Linked DNA regions of Mus musculus: region 1 is linked to region 2. Evidence: chromatin loops called from intact Hi-C (ENCODE). Cell type or tissue: left cerebral cortex. All regions are shown on one strand. Links, peaks and the distances in the headings refer to the core of each region. The heading gives the core; the rest is flanking DNA. Region 1 has its middle 180 kb from the start of Gm33073. Region 2 overlaps Gm33073 (a long non-coding RNA gene).

The links. Hi-C counts contacts between places; a loop is a spot of excess contacts. Peaks named below come from ENCODE experiments on the same cell type or tissue, not always from the same donor. Only the 100,000 strongest peaks of a DNase experiment are listed, where the experiment ranks them.
Region 1: it touches region 2 in a loop (2.6-fold over the local background); 3 of 42 quality-filtered maps call a loop at or near these places.

Annotation. Positions count from the first base shown.
Region 1 is chr13:82,938,961-82,948,870 of GRCm38, reverse strand. No RefSeq gene overlaps it. Among named protein-coding and RNA genes, the nearest start is that of Gm33073, 180 kb to the left of the region's middle. In left cerebral cortex, for the core only: no CTCF peak of the experiment used is centred there; DNase peaks (open chromatin) are centred at 4,575, 4,738, 5,718 and 5,929; H3K4me3 peaks cover 659 bases; H3K27ac peaks cover 2,500 bases.
Region 2 is chr13:83,063,970-83,073,879 of GRCm38, reverse strand. It overlaps Gm33073 (a long non-coding RNA gene), which reads left to right. Exons shown (of 3, transcript XR_382688.2): 3 at 1,907-2,138. Among named protein-coding and RNA genes, the nearest start is that of Gm33073, 52 kb to the left of the region's middle. In left cerebral cortex, for the core only: a CTCF peak has its summit at 5,114; DNase peaks (open chromatin) are centred at 5,080 and 6,169; H3K27ac peaks cover 177 bases.

The DNA of each region.
Region 1 (9,910 bases), core at 3,663-6,162, 120 kb after region 2:
GCTTTTTGAAGGCTTCAGTAGCAACGTGGGGCTATAGGTTCCTTAGAGTATAGAGCACTGACTACGGTAGTATGTGGAGTATAGTATGAAAGCATTGGCATCTGTATCAACAGTGAGTTCACAAGGCATCCCTGTCCTAGTTAACATCCTTGGTCTGATTTTTACTCAAAGAAATCTGAGGCATGCATGGTATTTTCCTTTTAGACAGGTCCTCTTTTATTTAAGATAATTTATCAGTGTTTTCTTTAATAGTGTCTTAGCAACATTTTGGATTTCTTAAGATACCGCTAATGGTTACATCATGAGACATATTCTTAAAACAGATCACTCTACTGTAAACCAATTCAAGGCAATGACTGTAGTCCAACAACCTTAACATCCATAGATAAATTGTAGCAGAGATGTCAGAAACAAGCTAATATTTTTTTTCTCCCTGCCTCCTCATCTCTCTTGTCTAACGGAATGGATCTGTGAAACATACCATATAAACTATCTGTGATCTCAACAAAATGTTATAGTTGCGTTCTTGAATCTGTCTGTACTTTGGAGGAGGCAGAAAGAGTGTAAGAGCCAAAGAAAATAAAGGACACCAAGGATTAAAGGCCTTCTAAACATAAGGATGGCAGACATATGAACTCCCAGAGACTGTATGGTAGCATGCATGGGATCAGTAATGAGGGTCTGCATCAAATGGGGTCCTAGAGATAACAGGAGACACTGACCCATGTCCCCAACCCTAACCCAAAACCTATCTCAAACAGATAGTTTTTTTTTCCCTAAAGAAAGTGTCACTGGTGAAACAAACCACATTTTTGGGTAGGTCCTATGCTCATAAGGAGGTGGCTTACCAAAAGAGAACAAATGGCATCTAAGGATGTTCTTTGAGTCATAATGTGAGGAAATTTTTCAATTTTTCTTTTAATCTCACAGGTTCTTGAGTTTTAATGGAATTCCTTGTGTGCAAGTATATTTGTTTCTGAATTTTTATGTGTTATTTGAACTTTATAATTAGCTCTTTTTCTTCTGTTTGTTTTGTTGTATTCTCATTTTTTGGTTTTATCTCACTTTATTTTATTATTATTTCTTAGATGTGTGTTTGTTTTCTAATGAGAGACAGAAGGGGTGTGGATTCGGATGGGAGAGAGATGGATAGGGAGTAGCAAGAACAGGGAAAGGGCAAACCACAATCAGAATATATTACATAAAATAAAGAATTATATGATTGAATTTTTGTGCCAAATTTCCTGAAAAAAGGTTATTTTTATAGTAGTTTTCTGAATTCCAAATTACTCTTAGGTAAGTTCTGACTTTGAAGATGTAATTACGGTGTCACTGCCCTTGACCTAAAATGTGCTAAAAATCCCAGAACTACTTTCATCACTTTAGCTCTCATTATATTTTGACATGGGAAGCTAGGAGAAGTCATTTGGTGTTTCCAGCACTCAGTTTAGACAGAGAGTTATTTATCTACCTTGTTTATTTATCACACAGGCAAATGGAAGATTGATAATTCTGGAAATATATAACCTGGGCTGCCATGTTTTGAGGGTTCCCTGTAATATTTGTGGTTTGCTTTTTGTCTTACGAGTGATTTTCTTTGTTCATTCCTCACCGCCCTCTACTCTGCCTCCTCCAATTACCTAGTCTTCTCTGTCTTCTTTTCCTACTCTCCTTCTCCCGCCCCTTCTCTTCCTCTTCCTTTTGTTCCTCTTTTACTTCTCAGCCCCTCCTCATCCTTCACCCACTCTTCCTTCTCCTTCTCTTCCTGTTCCTCCTCATTCTCCTTCCTCTTCTTGTGTCTGCAGTGTCAAAGTGAAGACCAAATATTTATGGTATCTGTGGCAGTGCAGCCCCAGTCCATCCCTCGTCATTTTACTAATCAAGATTTAATTAAGTATATGACGAAGTTTGGAAATAATTTCCTAATAAATTTAAATTTATTATAAAATCATGAAAAGAACTAGGGATTCAAGAAAAGGTGTGGAGTTTCTAGTGACAGTGACTAGTCAATCTGGAGGTTAAGTAAATAACGAGTCGAGAATGTCAGCATGTGTGGAACTGCATGGGGGGGTCATTGCTTCTCAGCCTGTTGTCATGTGAAGTTGTAGCAGGAGGTTTGATGGTATCAGTGGATTCTGTGTCGAGCACTGCAGTTATCAACAGGATTGAATCTATCTGTATTTAAGGAGGAATTGGGAGTCACCTGCAGCCCCGCTGTTCTTCCCACTCCATATTCCTGCTAATGGCCAAGAGTGCAGCAACAAATAGCTTGCTGCCACTTTCCAGAGTATTTATAACCAGGTAGTACTTAGAATCTCAGAGGGGAAGAGATTTTAAAGAAAAATATTGTCCTGATAAAGCAAGATGACAGGAGAATAGTTCAGGATCACGTTAACTGAAGACAGTTACCTAAAAACATAGAATAAAAAAAAAACACCATAAAAATCATAAAAATGCCATGAGTATTTTCATTCTTTCTCATCTTTTATTTAGATTTTGACAATCTTTGTTCTGTTATCAACTACTTTGTAATAGCTATACTCTTATAAAGTGCATATTTTGTTACAATGGAAAAATAAGATAACATTTCTTGTGTTTAAATGAGATAATACATATAAGTCAGGAAACGTCTTCTAAATATAACACCTTTGTTTGCTAAATAAATAGGATAGTTTATTATATAACAATGTACACGAATCAAAACCTACCATGTAATTAAATTTACATAGTAATCATTATAATTAGTATATTTTATAGATATGCTTATCATCTCCTATATCTCTGTCTCTGTCTGCCTTTCTGTATGCCTCTCCTTCTCTATTTGCCTCTCTGCCTGTCTCTCTCAATCTCTCATAAACACACACATACATGCATATTTACTTGTTACATACTCAGTGGTTAATATAGTGTTATACATATAAAACCTAAAAACTCTGTAAATACTACATGCACAAATACATAAATAAGTAGCTACTGTATTTATTTGTGCTTATATATTTCACTTTCTTTTGTCTTTAGGGTGTATTCCCAGGGATAGAATTACTAGATCAAAGTGAACTTAACAGTTGTACTCTTATAGCTATTGCCAAATGGATTGTCAAGAAGGTTATGTTGGTTTACATGCCCCACCCAGTATTGTTCAAATGCAGCATTGTCACCCTTCCATAGCAGCACTGAGATCTCCGCCTGCAAAATGCTCTGACTGTGAATGTCTAACTTAGTCTTGTTTTAAATTGCATTATTTGATTACTTGCAATGTTGATAAATTCTGTGCTGTTATATTTATGGTTTTTAATACTTCATTTGTAAAATTAGTTATTATTTTCAAATTACAAATAATTTTAAAAGTAAATATTACTTAAAAGTTCTGAAAATAGCAAGGTTGCAATGACCTGAATTCACTAGAAAAATTTGACAACCATTAGTAATTTTATATTAGCTTAAATTATTGATAGACTTATATTTGCTAGAAAATGCTGGAGATAAACTTAGTATCTTCTATTTCTTCCCTGTCCATCCAGATACATTTGTCTTACAGCCTTATGACTAGTGTTTTTAGTATGTTCACAAAACCCCCTACCTATTGATATGTCTTTTCTTTAACTCAGCCATCTGTTTTTTTCCCATAGTGTTTCTATCTTGTCACTGAATTATGAGTTCTTAATGTCATAAGTGTTTCAACTCTTTGCTTATCACATTTGTTGTATTTTCCATACTAGTCACTTTAATTACATTTGCTATTGAATTTAAATGAGTACATTTATTTAAATTTCAACTAGTTCCATTATTATTTCTATGTGTACAATTAATATTAAAATTATCTGCCCATTCATATGTTTGATTCTGTAATAAAACACCAAATAGTCTATGAGTGCAGGTTTACACATATAATTCACAGCCCTTTTTTTGAATGAAATGTCATAAATATAGAATGTTAGCAGCTATTAAAAATCTGCAGTTTCCAACTGATTATCTTCAAGTAAAATTCACAAAACTTAAGATCTCTAAAGGTCTTGTATCTTAATTAATTCTTTTCTTTCACACTATTAGCTTATTGTGGAGGATGAAATGTTAATGATTTAATTAATTGAAATTTATCAAAAGATGCATTTGTAGAGGTAATCTAATATTCATCTAATTTCAAGTATCACTGGAAGGACACATTTCACTGAGCTGTTAGAAACCAAGCCGTGCAACACCTTTCTCAGAGCTTGTTTTTTCTGAGTTTGTTGCAAAAGGATTTCAGAATCTGTCCATTATATTAAGGGTATGGCAGGCTTTTATGAAATAAATATGTTTAATCAAATGGATACAACTTATAATAAAACACCTTTCTAATTTATCCATATAAGAGATTGTATAAAGAAAATATATTTAGAACTTGTAACTCAAAAGTAAAATGCTTTACTTTTCAAATCAGATAAATAATTACACAATCTGAAAACACTTCCACTAAACCTGTAATCTATAATTGGTCAGCGAGACTCCTCTCAGACTTGCGGAGGACAACCTGAGATGCAGCTTTGTATATAAACGACCATTTGCAGGAACGAGGCATGAATGAACGGGGCTCACTGTGGATGTGCCCACAGAAGTAAATGACTTCTAGTTTCACAAAAAGCATGAAAATGTGATCATTGTTGGTCTAAAATAGAAAGTTATTTTGTTAAAGCCTCTATAGTAAAATTTATTCAATGTGCAGTAGTTATGGTTAGGTTTATTTAGAAATTAGCAGGCAGCTATGAGCAATGCATTTTTATATTTGAAAATAGCAATTGCTTAATATAAAACCATCAAGAGCTTAGGGCACACGCACACAAACAAACAAAGCAGGATTCTGACAATCTATTGTTATCTATTTAGCAGAACTTGGGTAAAGGGAAAATAAAATTTAAAAGATTAATCACCAATATTTAGGTTTAGTCAATGTTACCATGGGGCATGATTCATAAAGATATATGTGAACCTTGGATAAATTTCAAAATAAGCAACAACCAAACCCAGTTAATTTTGTGCCTTTTAAGAAATTGATAAATATCAGAAATCAAATAGCTTTCTGGTTAACTGTTGATAACATGTAACTGTTTATAGTATACACTGTGACTTTTTGTTTTTAATGATATATAGATACATAACTATGTATCTAATATACTGATGTATATTTTTATATATTTTATTGATATTAGAGTCTTCCTCTCATGAAATACATCCCAGCAACAGTTTTCTGTCTCTCCACTCCTCCCTCCACACCTCTCCCTCTCCTTGAGATCCATTTCCATGCTTTTCCTCTTCAGAAAAGAGCAGGTCTCCAAGAGATGACAGAAGACAGCACAACCACAACAACAACAACAAAAAAAAATACAATACTTTAAATCAAAGCCTTTCCACTTTCTATCAGCCAGTTCTGCGAGAAAATAGCTCAAGTACAAACAGGGAGTATAAACAAATTCTATTGCCTTTCTCCTAAAGCTGATGATAAAACTGACAAGCTGCTTTCCCCAATACAAGTGGCTAGTAGCTACCGATGTAAAATGTGCCTTTTGTCCTTCTTCCCATGTAAATAAGGTTACAGCTTCAAAAGACATGGGGCATTGTACTGAGAAATCGTTTCAGAGGTGAAAAAACGGGAACAGTCGACAGTTCACAAGCTTTAGTTTTCTATTATCCTGTGTAGCTATGTACCGGTGTTAGCTTAGCCAGACTTCAATTTGGAACCTCTTAGAAAGATTCAGAAAGCTCTCCGGCGCTTCATCGGACTGTTTTTGTTTCTTGTTTTCCCCTTGTCAGAATTGAAGGATAGAGTGGCAGCTATCTTTAGCAATCTGACCTAATGGAGGCTTTCATCCACTCTTTCCTCAAAGCCCACCCAATGCAAGGAACCTTTCCCAAGTGCCCTGGGAAGAAATCTCCTTGGGAAATTCTTCAGAAGGCTATTTAGAGAGCATGCACAGAGACCGAAATAGTTCTCAGAGAGATCTTGGCTTTTTTTGCTGGGAGACTGTCTGGGCTTGTTGGCCAGATACTTCACTGGGTAGATCTTTGCTCGTCAGTGTTTAGCCCGGTGAAACTTTTTTTTTTCCCCATTAGATGTTTCTACTTTCTTCTTCCTTGTAGAAAGAAGTTTCACATGGACTACTTATCTACAATAAGACGTTTGAAGAAAGAAATAACAGAAAAAAAAAATAGAAAGTAAAACACCAGGGATGTGATTAGATTTCAAAAGCTGTAGCCATTGTAAAACGAAGGCTACTGTGCCTCTTGCTAGTATCTCTTGAATGTTAGAAGGATGATGCTATAATTTAATTTTAATAAACTAAAATTCCTTCTCTGACAGGGATTCATATTATGTCTGACTTTTTAATTACCTTAATTATTTTTCTTTCATTTGTGATATATATATATAAACGGGAAATATATATATATATATATATATATATTTGTCTCTAACACAAGCATGCAAAGGTCCCTATAACCAGGACAAGGTATTTTCATTTTCTTCTGTTTTCCCTGTTGCATTCCTAACTGCATTTAATCATGGTATTTAAAAATAAACTGATTTCATTTTAGGAAGAAACTTTAAATTGAATTATTCTTAAAACTTGTGATTGCATTTTCTACATCTCCAAACTAGCCATGGAAATGAAAGGTTAAAAACAAACAAACAAACAAACAAACAAACAAAAGAAAAACTAGGAAGGTCACAGACAATCTTGAACTTTTTCTTCCCACCCCAAACTAGCCTCATTTCAGAACTGATAATATGAAATAGTATGTTGGTTCAGACTTATAGTACCCATTTCAACATCTCCACCAGGAAGACAAAGGCGCCCTGAGTCAAATATTGTCTAACAAAATAAAGAGCAGCTCAAACACCCGGCTCAGCTACTGACTAATTGCCGCAATAACACAGTGCTCAGCTTTGCTGCTGGAGAGTGAGTGTGGCAAACGGTATACTTCTTATTGGAATTAAAAGATGGCTGGGGGGAAATACAAGAATACTCTTATAAAAAAAGTTATGAGGTAATCTCGTTATAAGTTTTCCAAACTTCCTGCTGAGTGTTTGTTCCAAACGTCATTTAAATAGCATGTTACAGTGATACCTCATTTACATGGTGTGTCAAAGTGTTACAGTTTCCACATTTCTAGACGCCCAGGTCCAAGACGACATTGCATAATGAAGGGAAGGGGTGCAAGATTTTTAGGAATGAATTTCAATGTAAATAGCAATCAGTTTTTCTCTCCAGCTTCCAAGAACGGGGTGCATCAGTGATGCACTATGTATCCTGTCCTGGATGTTGCTATGCTCATGGATTTAGGCACTTTTCGAAAACATGGAGAGGGCATTAATGGCACCGAACAATTACTTTTTAAAATTCTGTTCTTTTTTCTTTCTTCATTTGCGTTCTATCACAAATTCATCTAAGCATACAAATCGTTGTTTCTCATTGGGGAGTTTATCTGCCAAAATTTTATTGCTATAGGAAATGTATGTCACTTTGGATTATCATTTGGCGCTGTTGAAGCCAGAACAGTATGAGCTTCAAACTTGGTTTTTAAAAAATCTAATTAGTATCAACTGAAAAACAAGATCCCCAAAGACATTTCTTTCTTACTTTTCCTACTACAAAAGATGATTGGTGATAAAATTACTAATTTGTGAATTTTTTTTGCTTAGACAAAACTGTATTTGACACATTTAAAGCATATTATTTTTTACTAATATACACATTTTCTTAAACTGTGCTTTAAAAATGGGGGAAATTAAATTAATCGAAAAGTTTGTACTGGTTAAATCCAGTTAGTATGGGCTGGAATGAATGAAAATAGAATAATTGAAGGCATTAACTCTTCCAGTAGCTCTCCAGGTAAACCTGGAGAAGATGGTAATCAATAAGGAAAATTTGCTAAGAATTATTTGCCTGTTAGGTTTTTGAGTGAAAGAAATGCAAAGATAATATAGAAAATCTGCACTGTGTGATCAAAATTCTTTTTTTTTCCTTTAGCTACTTTAAATTCCAGTGGGCAGGCATATGCAAAAATAGTAACTGGAATTTTCATCAAAATTAGTAGGAAATTGTATTTCTAGATACATGTATACACATTCACATGTGTATATACATCCATAATAACATGCCCACGTGTAAAGACACAAATGAACTTATCTAGAAGCTATGTGGAAACTACAGAGGTAAACTAGTACATGAAATCATGTACACTATGAGAACTGACTCACCTAGATGTAATACAACCACCATCAACCTTTTTCATCCCCTGCAAACACAGTCCACACAGTCTGCAGCGCTTCCTTTGCAGGTTTATTTCATGGCCTGTGAAACATAAACCAGAGATGGATAGAAATGATCATTGCTTTATTAGGAGACTTCTCAGAGCAGAGAAGCATAGACGAGAGATGAAAATGTGAAGGAATGTCACTGCTCAGAAAAGAAAAGGAGCAAAATGATTCAAGAACACGTGGGAAATTATCACCATTCCATAGCATCTTAGCATTTGTTAGTACATTTCTGACAAATGAACACTGTAGGGTAAAGATCATCTTTAAAGGGTAAAAATGTTCAGGGAAGAAGGATGTGATCCTGGATCTATTTTAAAGAAACTAGAGAAATAAAATATTACCAATGACTAAAGTGTTTAGGAAAATCTATTATAGGTCATGAAACAGTGAATCTTTAAAGCATTTTTTCTTTTACTTCAAAACTTAATAATATGTTTGTATGATAAAATATTGAAAATCATTTTAATAGTTGATAGAATCAAACTAGCTAATTAGTATCTCTTTGCTATATCTTAACATTATCTCATATTACTAGTTATTTATCTTTTTTTTTTTTTACTTTTGAGTGTGTTTGTTTTTGCATAACACAAATCTTATACCATTATCACATTCAAATAAACAAAACTGTCTTTAAGCTGGAAGTTTTGTGTCATAAATTTTCTCCAGCAAATTCTCCTGTAGAGAAATTCTGAAGAGCTTCAATGAATTGCTGTCACAGACTGAGCAATGCAAGTTTAGGAACTGCTTGCTACTGTGATGTGTGCTCAGAGATCAGTGGGTACAGCGTGTATGTATGTACACAGACTTTCTCCTTTTTGCCTCTTACCAAATTAGATACCACTACTTTATACCCATAGGATAAAAATGCTGGGATAGGCAGACTAAAATAGTGATTGCTCACTGACAGGGACAGAAATCAATCCATTTGATCCCCTCTGATCACAGAGAAGCCATTGGCCCTCATAGTCTTCTGAATGTGAGCACAGCTAAGTTACTGCTCTCTACCATACAGAATCTTGTCCAAGATTTGGCTTACTAAGTCAAAGTGAGCTCACGTCTTTACTGAAGTCTTTATGGTATTGTGGAATAAGAGTAGACTGGGGCTGGAATTCACCTTGAAATTATGTGTCTTTCATGGTTCTCCTTGGATTCTTGCCTTTCAATACAGCATGGTTATGGACCCCATCCCCATCACAAAGTTGTTAGTGATGCTTCAGAATTCTAAGATTCTCATTGTATTTTAAGTCTTCTTGCTAAGAAATGTGATATATCTCTTTAAAAATATTTTTTTATATTTCTCTTTTTAATCCGTATTAGCTACCTGACATGTGGACTCCTTAATGAGAGTCCAAGACAAGAAAAACAGTTATGAAAACTAAGTGAAAATATACTGTGGAGTTTAGTTAATCATGATGTAGCAATATCCGTTCATTAATTGCAACAAATATACCATACTAATAAAGGATGTTAATAATGTGTTAGATTAGAAAATCATTTTTAGACATATTTCTTTTTATTCCTACTTTCTCTAGAAAGTCTTTGAGAAAAAAAATAAATGCATCCAACAGACTTATAAAATACTTGCTTAGGTGCATTGTATTATACTGAATTTGCAGA
Region 2 (9,910 bases), core at 3,920-6,419:
TACAAGTAAGCATGAATGTCCTGTATAGGTCCAATTAATTATTTGTTTCAGTGTTGATTTGAAAATCTATCAAGAGAATTTTATTTAAATTGTTATTAGTGAACTCCTACCTCATTTCAAGCCACATAATTTAGAAGGTCGTTACTGAGTCCTTCCTTTTCTTTCAACAAGCTTTATGTTCGAATAACTGGGTAAAGAAAGCAGCAATCAGATAAATAAAACAGCCATTAGGGTGAGTCAGACCACCAAGGTTTAGTTATGAGAGATGACAAATCCTCTTACACTTCTTCCATGGGAAAATACCACAAAAGAAAACAAGAGATAAATGAACAGAGAAAAGGATGCATAACCATATTCTGATATCGCATTGTCACCACATTCTTATATAATTGGGAAACTCATTCAAATTGTCTGTGCCTCATTTTTCTAATACTATGAGATCAAAGTATTAGAATAAATGACATGAAAATACTGTTCTGTGTCTTAAATGCTCTGATATGATTATTCTGCTGTGTAAGGTAGATGCTTGCAGACTTTTAAAAAACAAAACAAAAAACCAAAAACTGCCTTTGTTTTTTTGAACCATAGTATTTTGTTTTATGTCTAAAATTAAAATAGCCACAATTTACTAGAAAAGTAGATACTTATTTTTCTTTATCACTGGTTTCTTAAGTATTTTAAGGGATGGTAGGTGCCATTACTTCCTTTTATAAGATAAAGTACAAACAATAGTTGATGTAGCACAACACATTTTTTGTTAGGCATTTGTAGTTTAACTCGTTATGGTGGCTCTATGACTTTCGTGTTGGAAAGTCTGCTCTCAAGTCTGGTCTCTCCATCTCTGTCTGAGCTCAGCAAATCTCAGAGCCTCTCAAGGACTCATGTCTTTATGATCAATTGGTCCCACCTAACAATAACATAGCAAGCAGCTCAACTACTACTATATACTCAGTGGGTCACTTGGCAATTAGACCTCGGATGTCAAGAAAGTGGAGAAGACCCAAATCAATTGCAAGTCTAAAAATAAGAGGAAACAAGGAAGTCCTTGTAGTTCTTTTGAGCATATAAGTAAGTTTGTGGATGATAATCTCTATACTTATTAAAGGATATAATTCAGGCACTATTTTGTATTCTATGTGTAGAAAGAGTAAGCTACATGAACCAATAGCTAAGTCTTCTCTAAAAGCATATAATCAAATGTTATATGTTATATGTGTATTTGAGAAAAAAAAAGTATATTTGGTAATTTGTTGTACAAAGTTAAATTTCTTCTGACAATCATATTCTTTTTTATCTTACATGATTGTTCAACTCAGATAAAGTATTGCAAAATTTAGAGAATAAATACTGTCCTTATTATCATAACTGATTAAGTTCCCATGTTAATGGGAGTGTGTAATTTTACAAGGAATTTCTTGTACAATAGAAGACAAAGCAAAAAAGATTATGGACACATTTAATTTTTCCTTGTGTAAACAACTTAGAACCATTTAAATGATAATTGAAATATTTTACTGATGACAGATTTATGCATTTGTCGTGTAGGGGAAGAAGAGAGGGAAGCTTTCCAAAGGAAAGTGTGGCTGCAAAGATAAAACAAAGAGCTCACCATACAGACAATCCCAAAGAGGAACTGACACAGTGAAAAGTGTCGAATGTTGCCAGGGTACAGTGGAAGCTGTCTTAGTATTTTCCAGCGAGTTAAAACAATGAAGTCAAATTTTCAATGGATAAGGGGTATGCCAGGACTAGGAAGTATCATAAAGTGATGTGATGACCTTGATCATTTTGAGGCTGAAAGGAAGAAAGCTCGATCAAATTGCAAAATGGCATGGTTTCACTATCTCACAAAGTTTATTTCTATTTATAGTATGTCCACTTATCAAATAATTTCTTTTTCATTTAGGACATCTTCTTTTCTTACTGTTAAGAGCTTTGAATGTCCCAGTTGTCCAATGTGACTTAAATTTGATGATGCCTGCCATGATGTCATGTGGTCTAGACTGTACTGCCATATAAAGGCAGAAAAGGTAAGCCTACCTATGGCATCATAGTTTCTCTTTGGTGTGGATAAACTGAGACCCAAAGTTACCATTGCTCATATATTAACGACAGCCTTCTTTTAAATATATTGCTGTGGAAGCAATGGGTTCATTCTCACTCTGTTATCCCAATATGTTGATTCGTGACAAAGACAAACTTGCCTCAAGCTGTCTACTGAGCTCATTGTGGTCTTTTGGTGGCAATTCTATAAATGCAAAGCAAATAATCTAGTGTCTGTCCTTGTTCCTTGAGTGTATATTCCGAATATTTACTATTGGTAAACCTGCAGCTGTTTTCTTATCTGAGGTGGTAGTGCTATAATTATTTCACTCCTTGTACCTTTAAGAATAGCCTTTGCTTTCAAGAGATATTGCTTTTGTGGGGATTCCTTTTAGATACCTAAAGTAATAGAGAGGATTATTGCACATTGATCGCAAAACAAGATTCCTTTAAAAACTCATCACAAGATATTTCCCTTTATTTCTTTATAAAGAAGTATACCATTTCTTTAACAACCATGTAAAAATAAGTGATCGATGTCTGTTTTAAAAAAGAATCTATGGAACAACCACTGTGGAAATCAATCTGGAGGTTCCTCAGAACATTGGAAATTGAGCTACCTGAAGAACCAGCTATACCAGTCTTGGGAATATGCCCAAAAGATGGCCCACCATGCCACAGGAGCACGTGTTCCACTATGTTCATAGTGGCCTTATTTGTGATATCCAAAATCTGGAAACAACCTATACATCCCATGACAGAAGAATGGATACAGAAAATGTGGTTCATTTACACAATGGAATTAGCTATTAACACTTCCTAAGTTTTGCAGTCAAATGGATGGAACTAGAAAATGTCAACCTGAGTGAGGTAACTCAGACCCAAAAGGATGTGCATGGTATGTACTCACTAATAAGTGGATATTAACCAAAAAACAAAAAACAACAAAAAATAAACAAAAACAAAGCATATAGAATACACAAGATATAATCCACAGAATTCAAAAGGCTCAACAAGCTGAAGTGCCCAAGTGAGGATGCCTCAGTCTCACTTGGCAGAGAGAAGGAAGCAATCACAAGTGGGGAGGGAGGGATTTGGGAGGGAAAGTGGATGGGGTGGGGTAGCAGTGGGGTGTAGAAGGGAACCTGATCAGGTATTGGGGGAGGGAAAATGACTGAAGCCCTGTGGGCCAGCAGAAAGAATGTAAACAGGCAACCTCAAGAAATAGGAGGCTCAGAGGTTCCCCCAGAGTGTGCTAGAGACCTGGGAGGTGAGACTCCCAGGACTCACAGGGAGGGACATTTGATGAACAGAAGGGAGAGGGAACTTATAGAGCTCACCTCCAGCAGGAAGACAGGCCATCAAGTGAGAGATGGGGTTGCCATCCCACAGTCACACCTCTGACCCATAATTGTTCTTGTCTGGAAGAATTACAGGGATGGAAATGGAGAGGAGCCTGAGGAAAAGAAGTCCCAGCAACAGGCCCAAATTGGGATCCAAGTCAAGTGGAGGTCCCAAGGCCTGACAATGTTACTGAGGCTGCACAGTGTTCACAAAAAAGGGATCTATCATGACTGCCCTCCAAAAGACCCAATAAGCAGCTGAAAGAATCAGATGCAGATGTTTGCACCCAACCAATGGACAGAAGCAGCTGACCCTTGTTATTGAATTAGGGAAGGCTGAAAGAAGCTGAGGAGAAGGGCGATCCTATAGGAGAACCAGCAATCTTAATCTGGACCCTCAAGATCTTTCAAACACTGGACCACCAAACAGACAGCATACACCAGCTGATATGAGGCCCCCAACACATATACAGTAGAGGACTTCCAGGTCTATGCTCATTCGGAGATGATGCGCCTAACCCTCAAGAGACTGGAGACTCCAGGGAGTTTAGAGGTCAGTCGGGGTGGAGGGTGGGGGCATCCATGTGGAGAGGAGGTGTGGTGGGGAGGAGGTATGAGATGTGCAGCAGTTAGAGGGTGGGAGGGGAGGGGCAGGGAATGGAATATGGAGTGTAAAAAATGAATTACAAATAAAATTAAATAAAAAATAATCTATGGAAACTTTCTTTTTATGATTTTTTTCAAGAATATGTTCAAAGCATACAGGAACATTCTGTATTTATTTAATCTTGCTAAACGTTTTTCATGTTCATGTCATCTTCTCACTTTGGGCTTTCTCTAGACAACATGTTTTAGAGTAAATACTTGCTATGCTTCTCAAGGTGCTTTCCAACTACATCCACTGAAGTACAGGTGGAAACCAGGACACAGCTGGAGAAAATGTTCTGGTCATGGTAACTAACTCAGCTCTTAGGCCTCTGAGAAAAACAGGTGCCAGTTTCCTATAGGAAATGACCATATAGGGACATGGATAAATACTGCCATTTAAACTTTTTCAGTGTTATTTTGGGGATTTTTCTGGGGCTCTGTAAGATGTATATGACTTTGTAACCTAGTGATTTGCCACAAACACAGAATGGGGAGCTCTTAACATTTACAAGCAAGGGAACCCTTTATTTGCCCACATTAGTACATCCTTGTTTAATTCTGTGGTTCTGCTTTGTCTGTATTCTGTAACAACAGGGGGGCTACTGTTTTGTGTTTGTTTGTTTGTTTGTTTGTTTGTTGTTTTTGTTAAAATAATTTGGTGTGGTATTTTGGAAACATGACAAAAGAAGGCAGATTCACTATTAAAATATATGGCCTACACTTTCACTTTCTGTATTTTAAGTTCTTGCTCTGTTATTAAGCTCAGATGTTTTAAAGTCAAGATAGTTAAGGTAGAAAATGTAATTCAAACAAGGGATTATTGAGAGAAGTGTGAAAGAATTAAGTGAAGAAATAAGGAAACAATTGGAGTGCAGAGCTAGCACCCCTAGAAGCAGGTGGTCCCTGGAGCTGAAGGGAAGTTATCTAGAGCTAGGCAGAAGTGGAATTGTATAGAATGAGTTAGCGGTAGGACTTCCAGTGGGACATAGCTGCTGTTGGAAAGGGAGTGAAAACCAGATAGATACAGCACATCAGCTGCACTGCCTTTGCTGTCTGCTAGTTATCTTTCTCCAGAGCCTCCAGCTGGTGATTGCAGGCAGAGCAAGAATCAAGGTGACTCAGAACATAGAAGCAGAGACAGCTCCTACCACATGAAGACAGAGATTCTTTACCTATGGCTTTCCTTTTCTTCTGGAGTTAGCAGAAGCAACACAGATTAAAGAGTAGGTGTTTAAAAACAAAAACAAAGTAGTGTGATAAAACTATTTAAAACTAAGGGTCTTATACTGTCAGATGGCTCTATCACATTTCTACACTAGTAAGCAGCTTCCAATTACTGTGTTTATAAAGTACTATTTTAATTATCCAACCTCCCACCTCCATTTTTTAAAGGAAAAAAAAACCACTTTTTAATGAAAAGTGTTTATATTAGACAAATACTTTGGAGTATTTGGTTGGCAACAGCTCATTGCTCCTCTACTCAAACTTCTAACCCTTGCTCTTGTCTAGAATTTTCAAATCCAGTCTCAAATGTGGGGCAACTCTCTCCCACCCCCAGCTTTTACTGCCCAAGTGGGTATTAGGCTAACATGTGTGTGGATCTGTCCTGCTACTTCTAGCCAGTGTATTTACACCTTAATACAAGTTAACCAACTTTCCAGCTATTCATCTTTTCCCTTCATCAACCACTTAAGATACTCCTAGTATGTGACAATACTTACTAGACACTAGCTATATGAGGAACAAGAATAAGTTTTCTCTTCTCATGGAGATTATAATTTAACATGGGTTAGTGTTAAAATATAGTAAGCAAATATGTAAACAAGATTTTAAGATAGTAAATATAAAGCAGTTGAATGCATATGTGTAGTATCTATAGAGACATCTGTGACCATCTTTCATTTAATGTGCATTCAAAGTTTTTAAATTAAATAAATAGAGATACACTCCAGGAGACCTGAGATGACTTTCCACAGACTATCTGACATGCCTTTTAAATCTAACTACAATCTGCTTTCTCTGAAAATTTCTCTGCTCACTCAAGCCGAATCTGTCTCTTCCATGGCACTTGTTCACATCCTGCATTTTCCTTTAGCACTGTGTGGTATTCTTCCTGTCCCCTCTGCCTGTCACTTCCTTTTAGCACTTTCTGCTCAAGAATGCCTCATTTTGAGCTGTTGCCTAATAGAAAGCTATTAAGCTCAAGCAGCTACATGAGATCTCCATGGATCACTTGGCTAAGGGTTTACTCGTCCTTCCTCAGTTTGTACTTATTTCATGTGTTGCATTGTGATTGATTTCATATATTATAGATTCATTTAATATATATGTAAAGAGCTGCCTATTGTTTGCTACGAGTGAGAATTATATCTCTGCTTTAGCAAAGCTTTAATTTTAACTTGTTCATAAAGCATAGTTTCTTAAGGTGAAGGTTATCAACTAATCATGTTTAACTCTTGAATGTAGTTAAGATTTTGAAAGTCAGTGTGAAATAGTTATACTGATGGAGTGGGAGGGATGATGGAAGGAAGGGAGGGAGGGAGGGAGAGAGGGAGGGAGAACATAAAGTTGGATGAGTAGGTAGGTGGGGGAGATGTTAAGGGAGAGTTAAGAAATGATTAAAATCCAATTGTATGAAATTCTCTAAAAATTAATAAAATTGTTTTTAAAATTTGCTATGTTCATCTATTCAAATACCTACATGCCTTCTGTTTTTTAATTTTTTATTGAAAATAAAGGATTTTTAATACAATATATTTTGATCAGTTTCTTCTCCCTCATCTCTCAAATCTTTCCCACTTCCTGACCAATTCAAACCCATGCCTTCTTTCACTCTTAAGTAAACAAACAAAAAGGACGAAAAACAAAAATCAAAACCAAAAGCCCAAGAATAAAACCAAAAATGAACAAACAAAACAAGAAGAAATAAACAACAAAAACCAAGGTGTTATTTTGTATAACGTAAATATATATTAAAACTGTTGAAGACTTTATCTTCTAAAATACATGTGAAATTTTCACAAAGAGAGAATTGTGAGACTAGTTATAAAATACTGACTTATATATAATGCATAGTAAAAGAAGGCATTGATATTGGTATTTTACTCTGCCATTCAAAATTTTCAAAAGGAAACAATTTATGGGAAACCTTGAATATTTGAATGATTTAACTTTTCACCTCATAGTGTGTGTGTGTGTACTGAGGTTAACGCTCTCCCCTCCCCCAATGTTGGCTCCCATGAACGTTATATAGAAAAAAGAAAGACTAGAAAGGAGAAGTAGGCACGTTACATTTTGCTTAGGTCGGCTGGCAGATTTCCATGATGTCAGCCCTATTTCGTTTTGCTCTAAAAGCAGGAGCTCATGGGTTTGTTTTTGTGTTTCTTTAAACCTGTGTCCACTCATAATCCTGAGTTCCTCCCAAAGATTATCTTCATGCCCTTGTTAATTGTGACAATTCAAATATAAGGATTTTATTTTTCTTTTCAGTTGATGTGTGACCCTGGTCGCATTTTGACTGAGCTCATGGAAACAGTACTGAGAAGCCGTCTATAAATAAGTAGTTTTGTTTACAGGAACTTACTGTGCAACTGGACTTCGAACACCTGCTGTTCAAGGCTGAGAAGGGAGAGGAGGGGTTTCAGTCCTCTTTACTTGCAGACAATTCCCTCCCACCCCAAAGCAGATGTGGGTACAATCCCCCTGTTAATGCCCCACAGGGATTGTTATAATGCTTTCCTGCCCACCCCCCATTCTACCTCTCCTTACTATTAGATTTCTAAAAATCTACTGAATTTGACTAATGTGTCAAATAAACACAGGATGAAAAAAAAAAGAGTATGTGAAAGCACTATACTTAGAATTATGAAAATAAATATCTACAATTTTTATACTTACCCGTAATTTGTAGTTTCAGCCAACTAAGAAATGTCAATCCTGTGAGCTACTGAGAGACTGGAGTCCAAATGGAGCTTCTCAAATGGCCTTGCAAGTTGGTAGATATAAATATGACAGTGTTTCTGTCCTGTCCTTTCTATGGTCTTTTCTGTCTTTGATGCATGGTGTGTCACAGCAGAAATCATCGCTGTGTTTATTTGATATGGTGATCATTCAGCTAATAAATAAATAACAAAAGCCAAACATTTGTTTACCTAAGATATATTTTGTGAACTTACAATGTCATTAGAACAGAAAAGCAACTCTTCTAATGTAAGGCTTACTGAAACTTACTACTAAGGAAATGAGAAAATGAGTAGGCAGAAATTGTATCCTATAAGCATGATGGAATAATGTGAAATAATATTTTAAAAGAGAGTCTGGGGAAAATTCCCCCTTTCCTCTTCCCATTTAGCCTGTTAGGCCATACTTCCAAGTGGCAGAGCCCACGCTGACTCTGATGGTTGGGAACACATCTCTAAGAAGAACTAGTACTGTATTCTGAGTCACATTTTCTATTTTTATGTAAAGTCCTATTTAGAGCTTGGCTACTATTAGACTTGTCCTGATTTCCCTTAGTTACTGTGATTTAGTCGGCTGATTATTTGCAACATGCACTTTAGTAGTTAGAGACAGTTCTTGATAGATGCCCAAGGTTAGATCAACACACAGGTAGCCTATAATACTGAAAATCGAATCACCTTTAGAATATCTTATTCATTCAATTAGTGAACAGAACTATATTCTCTTACAGAAAGTAGGAAAGAATTATTTAGAAACTTTCACCAGAAACCATCTGTCAATGGATATAAAAGAACTGAAGGAGAAGTCACCTCTCCTTTCAGAGTCGTGTCTTCATTAGTAATTATAAGCAAGTGGATCCAGAAATAGACATGCAGGATCGGAAGACACCACCGCAGTAGCCAGTACTTTCAGACATCACCACAAAAACATGCACTCAATATTTCACAATCATCGTCCCTGGCAATGTCACAACACTGCCTCGGGCAAGGTTCTGCTACCCTTTTAGAGTAGAATATGCCCCTCCTCCCATAAATCACTCTTCTTGAAGGGCAAACTAAACTTTCTTGGTTTCAAAGCCATGCTTGCCACAGAGTAGGAAACCCTGCTCATACCATTGGAAAACCATCTTAGTGTTCTTGGCTAGCTACAGAAATTTTCACAAGCACAATTGCTGGCAACCCTCCTGTCTTCCAGCGTGGAGCCCTGGAAACAGAACCCTGCAGGCTTTATTTCTAACAAGATGATTTTACATTACCCTTGTGCATGGAGAAAGGATTCATGCTTTGTTGTTGTTGCTACTGCTGTTTTCCTGCTTTCCTGAGCTCCTGATAAAGCTAAATTTATTTAGGATAGTAAACTTAGTCACATTGAAGACTTTATCTTGTCAACAAATTTCTCTTATTTTTCTAAAGACCCTTTTGGGTTTCCCTTCTTCAAGGTTACCAAACAGTAAGTGAACTGCACAATTTGTACATTTATCAGTTTAATTGATGATAAAATATGAAAATAAATTCTAAACTTTCACTGCATGTCCAGTGGGCATTGATTTTTATACTTGAATTGAATAGAATATAGTTTGGATGCAGCCATTATGAGGCAAAAATTTAAAAATAGTGACACATTTTACTCCTGGCTACTACTACAATTTAAAGTAATTCACCCCTATCTCATGGCATTGTGGAATTAAAGACAATGCAGTCTACACAAATAGCTGGAATCAAGCATCTCAACTAAATATTTTTATAGTGGTGAAGCTTAGTAAACCTCAGTGAGAGAAGAATCTTATGTTTCCTATCATCAATTTCTCAATTCTAGAAATTCATTGTTGTAGAATCAAAAAGAGAATTCACAACGCAATGAGGACAAAAAGGGAATTATTGTGAAGTTGGAAGTTTTTTCCTCTTCACCTCGCTAAG